Regions from separate parts of the Homo sapiens genome. Here region 1 is linked to region 2. Evidence: chromatin contacts called from ENCODE Hi-C data. All regions are on one chromosome and are shown on one strand. The core of a region is the stretch at or near the end of the contact, and the rest is flanking DNA. Distances in the headings are between cores, read along the strand shown.

Region 1 (2,950 bases), core at 291-2,790, 1.1 Mb after region 2:
GGCTGGTCTCGAAATCCTGACCTCAAATGATCCACCTGCCTCAGCCTCCCAAAGTGCTGAGATTACAGGCATGAGCCACGGGGCCCAGCCCTGTTACATTGTTATATTATTTATATTGTATTGCCTAAGACCACAAAGCTATAGTTGCAATACAGGCAAATAGCAATTTTGTCAGAATTATACTGTAGATAATTAAGGATGGAGTAAGTATTCAGGTTAAATGATACATTTTGTTTACAGTGTCTAAATTCACTGGATAATTACCCTTCTCTCACTTTCTATCCTAATCATTAAAATGTAGGGGGTGGGTTGTTTTTTTTGTTGTTGTTTTTGTTTTTGTTTTGAGACGGCATCTCACTCTGTTGACCAGGCTGGAGTGCAATGGCGTGATCTTGGCTCACTGCAGCCTCCACCTCCCAGGTTCAAGTGATAGCTGGGATTACAGGTGCCTGCCACCATGCCCAGCTAATTTGTGTATTTTTAGTAGAGATGGGGTTTTACCAGATTGGCCAGGCTGGTCTCGAACTCCTGACCTCAAGTGATCCACCTGCCTCGGCCTCCCAAAGTGATGGGATTACAGGCGTGAGCCACCACGCTTGGCCGGGTTTTAATTTTTCATTTGGCTGTTTTACAAGTTAAAGTTTGAAACTTCAAAACTTAGCCTCCTGCTTTCAGGTAAGTGTGTGAGTGTGTGTGTGAGTGTGAGTTTGTGTGTGTGTGTGTGAGTGCTTACAGACCTCAAGGAAAAGTGATTCTATTTAATACAACAAATCTTAGTAACCAGCCCTGGCATCATCAGCCTTTATTCATCCAAACATTGAAGGAGCAGATGCTCTTACTTCTCCCCTCAGGTAGTACATTTAATTCTAATAGTGATGTCTGCATAGCCTAGCTCCTGATATGAGTCTAAGGGTAGACTTTAATCTGAAATATGAATAATAGTTACCAGGAAAAGCATGCAAATAAACATGTGGCATTAACTGAGGAATCATTTCTGAAGTCACTGACTGCATTCCTGTAGTTAGAAAAGAAACCATGCACCATTCTACTTCTGAAAGATTTGTTTCAGAAGCATTAGAAATCCTAGCCAGTACAAATCAGATTAATTCGAGAATTAGCAGGGATAGGCTTTATTCTGAAATCATGAATGTTCTAATTAAGTTCAAATGTGGTTAATTCCTCTTAGGCATGTTACAATAATAAGTAGTGGACTTGATGTGGGGTGAATATCCTTGATCCCTGTCAATAATTAAATTGGTTGGCATAATGTCTAATGTTGTAAAAACCCCAATCTTCCACTTCTGTCTCATTAGCAAAAATAAATAGGCTGGTGTTAACCGCACAGACTAATAAAGGCATTCAGTATTGTTCAAGGACACGCCAAAGGAGGTCCAGGGTGCTTGTTTGCCGACAGTTGTTTATTCAGCTTGGTTTTCTTCTTCCCAAAAAGAGAGTGAGAAAACGGGGTGAGATTAGCAGCTCTCACACATTCACACTGCTGGGCAACCTGGTCACTCGCCAAGGGGCAGAGACAGGAATTGGTTCTGCGCAGCGCGGGCAGGCTGGGCGACGGCAGCCATCAGTGTCCTGTGGCCTTGGACCACCGACAGGCCCACGCTCACCTGCTTCCGTGCTTCAGGCAGAGGCAGCGCATAAACCCCAGAGGTGCGCCGGACCCCTCACACTCTCCTCATTGTGTTTGCAGAGTCAAAAGGCACATTCCTCCATCGGTGAATGAATGCCTACCCGTACTCAGGCATGAGAGGAGAAGCAAGTTTGTACCGTGGGCAGACAGTCACACTCGCCTGGCCTGTCCCAGTAAATTGTTCTCTCTTTGTGTACTAATTAGGGTGACTCAACATGTTGTTTGGGGGTGAAGACATCTGCATTCACTCTTGTTTTTTCCTTTGGTTTTCACGCACTCACTTGGCTCACCCTCACCAGGATTGGCCTGCCCTGCGCCCACCCCTACTCTAGGAGCTGAGAATACTGACGCAAATAAAGCTTACACATAAGCCCTGATTCAAGAACAGTTCTTACAGGTCTCAGCTATCTTATGCATATACTTTAGGAGGAGAGACAAATACAATTGGTTAAGTATTAAAATATCAGGTAATTGATCAATGCTATGGAGATAATTGAAATCGGATGGTGCAATCAAGTGCAGATGAGGCAGTCAGGAAAGACAAAGGGGAACTCTGAAAAGTGGAAAGAGGAAGGCAGACGTGTAAGGGACCCCAGACTGGAGGAGCACCCCAGTAGCAGGATGCCTTACAACTCCCCACCCACAGCCCAAGTGACCCGGGCCAGGTGTCTTCTCACCCACAACCTTGAACAGAAGGTGGCCCAGGTAGGCTCACTCCTCCCTCAGATCAGACAGGAGTTCTGCCAAGAGCACCAGTCAAGCCTGGCAGCACTGGCGAGGGGATTGCCAGGGAGCTCGCTGACACCAGGGCCAGGGGACCTATAGGGTCCAGCCCTACAGGGCTTAGTGAGTGTTCTCCCCGTGTGCAGAGATGAGAGATTGTAAGAAATAAAGACACAAGACAGAGATAAAGAGAAAACAGCTGGGCCCGGGGAACCACTACCACCAAGATGCGGAGACCGGTAGTGGCCCCGAATGGCTGGGCGCGCTGATATTTATTGCATGCAAGACAAGGGGGCAGGGTAAGGAGGGTGAGTCGTCCAAGTGATTGATAAGGCCAGGCAAGTCACGTGATCATGGGACAGGGAGCCCTTTCCCTTTTAGGTAGCCGAAGCAGAGAGGGAAGGCAGCATACGTCAGCGTTTTCTTCTATGCACTTACAAGAAAGATCAGACTTTTTAAGACTTTCACTATTTCTTCTACTGCTATCTACTACGAACTTCAAAGAGGAACCAGGAGTATGGGAGGAACATGAAAGTGGACAAGGAACATGACCATTGAAGCACCACAGGGAGGGGTTTAGGC
Region 2 (2,872 bases), core at 1-2,500:
TGAAGGTCCGGTTCATATTATTTAAAACATCTATTCATACCAAACAAATAAATAGCCAGGAGAGGAGGAAAAAATAACCAAAATAAAACAATAACCAAAAAAATTCAAAAAATATATATCAACTAAGCACAACAACAAAACTTCCCGGGGTCCTTGTTTCCTTAGAGTCTACTTTGGACTGTCCTACTTTATTATTCTTATTCTTATTATAACTCAGTCTGGTTCGTGCGCCTTTTCCGAGTGTCTTTTTGCTTTGCGTTGCTGTTGCTGCCCCGCCCCGCCCCCTCCCGCGCCCCTCCCCCGGCCCCCCGGCTTCAGCTGGACTTGACCGCCATGCCCAGCGGGTGCAGGGCCTCGCTGTCCAGGAGCCAGGTGCCTATTTGGTAGAGCAGCTGCGAGTACCAGTGGATGCCCGCGGTGGCCCCCGCACCCGGAGCGTCGGCAGCACCTGGAGCGGTTAGGGCTACTCTGCCGCCGCCGCCCCCGCGGTCCCCGCCGCCGCTGTCCCCGCCGCGGTCCGTGCGCGCGGGCGCCAGTGCAGCCAGGAGCGCGTGCGCCAGGCGGAAGGGCGCGAAGGCCCGGTGCGCCCAGCTGTGCTCCTCGATGACCGCGTAGCACGAGGCCAGCACCCGGTTGATGAGAATGGTGCCCTGGGCCGTGAGCGGCGCGTAGGCGCCCGCGGCCTCCTCGCTTAGGGTCACGCTGTGCACAGCGGCGGGCAGGAGCCGGCGGTCCCCGTCACGCTCGGCCACCACGTACACGCGCTGGCCCGGGCGCACGCGGCTGGCGAACAGCGCCCGAGGCCCCAGTGCGCCCCCGGAAGGCGGCCCCGAGCCCGAGGACGCCTCGGGCTCCCCGGTGGCCGAGTCGTTGTGCGGCGCCACAAAGAGCAGGTGCGCGGCGGTGAGCAGCAGGCGCTCGCGCGGCTCCCGCGTCTCGATCACGTAGAAGACCTTCTTGGCGCCGTCGTCGCGGTCCAGGAAAGTGAGGAAGTCGCTGTAGAGCAGCCGGCCCTGGTCGTCCGCCGCCAGCACGCGGTCCCCGGGGCTCAGGTCCTTCACCAGCTTGGTGCCGCCCTGCTCCAGGTGCACCGTGGCCGAGCCCGGGAAGCAGCCTCCCGATTTGGCCGCCACCGAGTTCTCTGCGGGTGAGGAGAAGGGAAAGAAGAGAGGACAGGGCATTGAGTTCCGAGAGGGAGGCGCGTCTCGGGGAGGAGGGCGCACGCTTGGTGCCCGCGCTCCTAGGCCAGGGGTGCGCAAGGCGCGGGGCGGGGCGATTGATTCCAGGCGGGTCCCGCACACACCTCCCTCCCCCAACCCCACTGCCCCAGGGACAGGATTCCGACACATTCCTTAACGACTCTCTAAGTCTGGGCTGGCGGTCACAGAGGTTGGCTGGCGTTTCCTGCAGAGGCCGGTGACACTCTTTCCTTCCGCCTTCCTCCAACCCCACCCCCAGCTCCGCACACACCCGGCCTCGCCGCGAATCCATCCAGAGGGTGTTTGCTCTGCACTTGGATTCCTCAGGAAGCCTCCTTGAGCTCCCGCGGGCGCCGGGCGCACCCTCCTTCCCTCCCGCCCCGGCGCGGGGCGCGGCGCCTGCTCGCGCACTCAGCACCCGGGCTGCGCGGCGGAAACCCCTGGCCCGCCTGCCCGCCTGCCCGCCTGCCCGCAGCACCCTGCCGCGCCTCGGCGTGGGCCTGCGGAGGGGCGGGGGCGGGGAGTGAAAAATAGCTGCAGTAGTTGTAGCAACTGGACAAACATTCCAGAGATTGGCCGAGGTGTGAAAATCCGAGGCTTGTGTGGATTTTCTAATTAAAATCCAATAAAGGGCCCAGCATTGTCATTGTGATTTCTGGGATAAACAGGAGACACTCTTGGAAGGGGACACTTCCATTTTCTCCCCTCCCTGTTCTCAGCTCACTCTCTCCCCAGCTCGCGGGCCTCCCCCTCCCTATTTGCTCAGGTGCAACCCCCCCCCACCCCGTGTGCAATTCACAAGCACTATTTGCACAGCCAGGCCTCTCTTCCAAGCACTCAAGATGTGTATTTGAATTTTAAATGGCGGGGCCTGTTCGGAGCGCTGGAAGCGCCGGGTCTCAAGGCCCCTTGACTACCCGCTTTCTCGAGCCCTCTGTCGCTCTCTGAGGCTCACTGTCCCCAGGACAATAATTGAAGTTGGGGCGGAGCGCAGGGGGCCGGGGAGGAGGGCGGGGAGGGCCGTCTTCTTTGCATTCCAATCTCCGGGATCATGCTTTTTGCAAATAGAGATTGCCAGAAAGAATCTTCCTGCTGGAATTACAGGGGGCTTTTAATCTTCTCATCGGTTTCTCTGGCATGAAGTGCGGGGCTGGCCGTTGGAGGCCCTCCGTAGCCCCCCGGAATGCGACCCCGGGCGCTGGCGAGCCCGAGTCGTCGAGTCGCACGGCCCGGCTTGACACGCTGCGCCCCGCGCCCCCGCCCGTGTGCTCAGAATGCCAATGAGCGGCTCCCGCGCCGCGGCTCCGCTCTCCCGGCGCGATCCGGGGGATGGATTAGCGCTGCTCACTTGGGAGGAGGCCTCCGGAGACCCCCGCTAGGGGGACCCCGCGGGCAGGGAGCCGGGGAGGAGGTTTTGCGCAGGGGGCGCCCTGGGCCCAGGGGCCGCCGCCGAGCCCGCGAGGTGGGGGCGCCGCCTCCTGCCTGCCTGCAGCCGGGAGCTCTCCGGGCCGCACACCCGCCCCTGCCGCCCCCGCTCCACGCCTTTGCTTTCTGTGGGGACGAGAAGCCACTCTAGCCTTTACCTACAAGTGTGCCTTGACACCTTAACAGTGTTTTCCTACTAACATAGTGCCATTAACATGGAATTTAGGAGACAAGTAGGGAAGCCTGGA

What was found. Hi-C counts contacts between places; a loop is a spot of excess contacts on that map. Pooled maps may share reads with other maps.
Region 1: a loop to region 2 is called in a pooled map, with 2.9 times the contacts of the local background. The contact joins two enhancer-like sites. A Hi-C loop is called at or near these places in 1 of 168 maps with a recorded cell type or tissue (adrenal gland) and 3 of 50 pooled maps.

The regions. Positions count from the first base shown.
Region 1 is chr7:156,917,916-156,920,865 of GRCh38, forward strand. The region is part of intron 3 of LOC102723795 (a long non-coding RNA gene); the gene reads left to right. Among named protein-coding and RNA genes, the nearest start is that of LMBR1, 26 kb to the left of the region's middle. RefSeq lists enhancers at 899-958, 979-1,048. Within about 2 kb of position 1,541, at least 3 of the 41 ENCODE cell types and tissues checked have a DNase peak (open chromatin) inside an H3K27ac peak, as active enhancers do.
Region 2 is chr7:155,802,586-155,805,457 of GRCh38, forward strand. It overlaps SHH (sonic hedgehog signaling molecule), which reads right to left. Exons shown (of 3, transcript NM_000193.4): 3 at 1-1,141. The coding sequence ends at 315. Among named protein-coding and RNA genes, the nearest start is that of SHH, 8.4 kb to the right of the region's middle. RefSeq lists a silencer at 2,495-2,674 and an enhancer at 2,581-2,872. Within about 2 kb of position 1,251, at least 5 of the 41 ENCODE cell types and tissues checked have a DNase peak (open chromatin) inside an H3K27ac peak, as active enhancers do.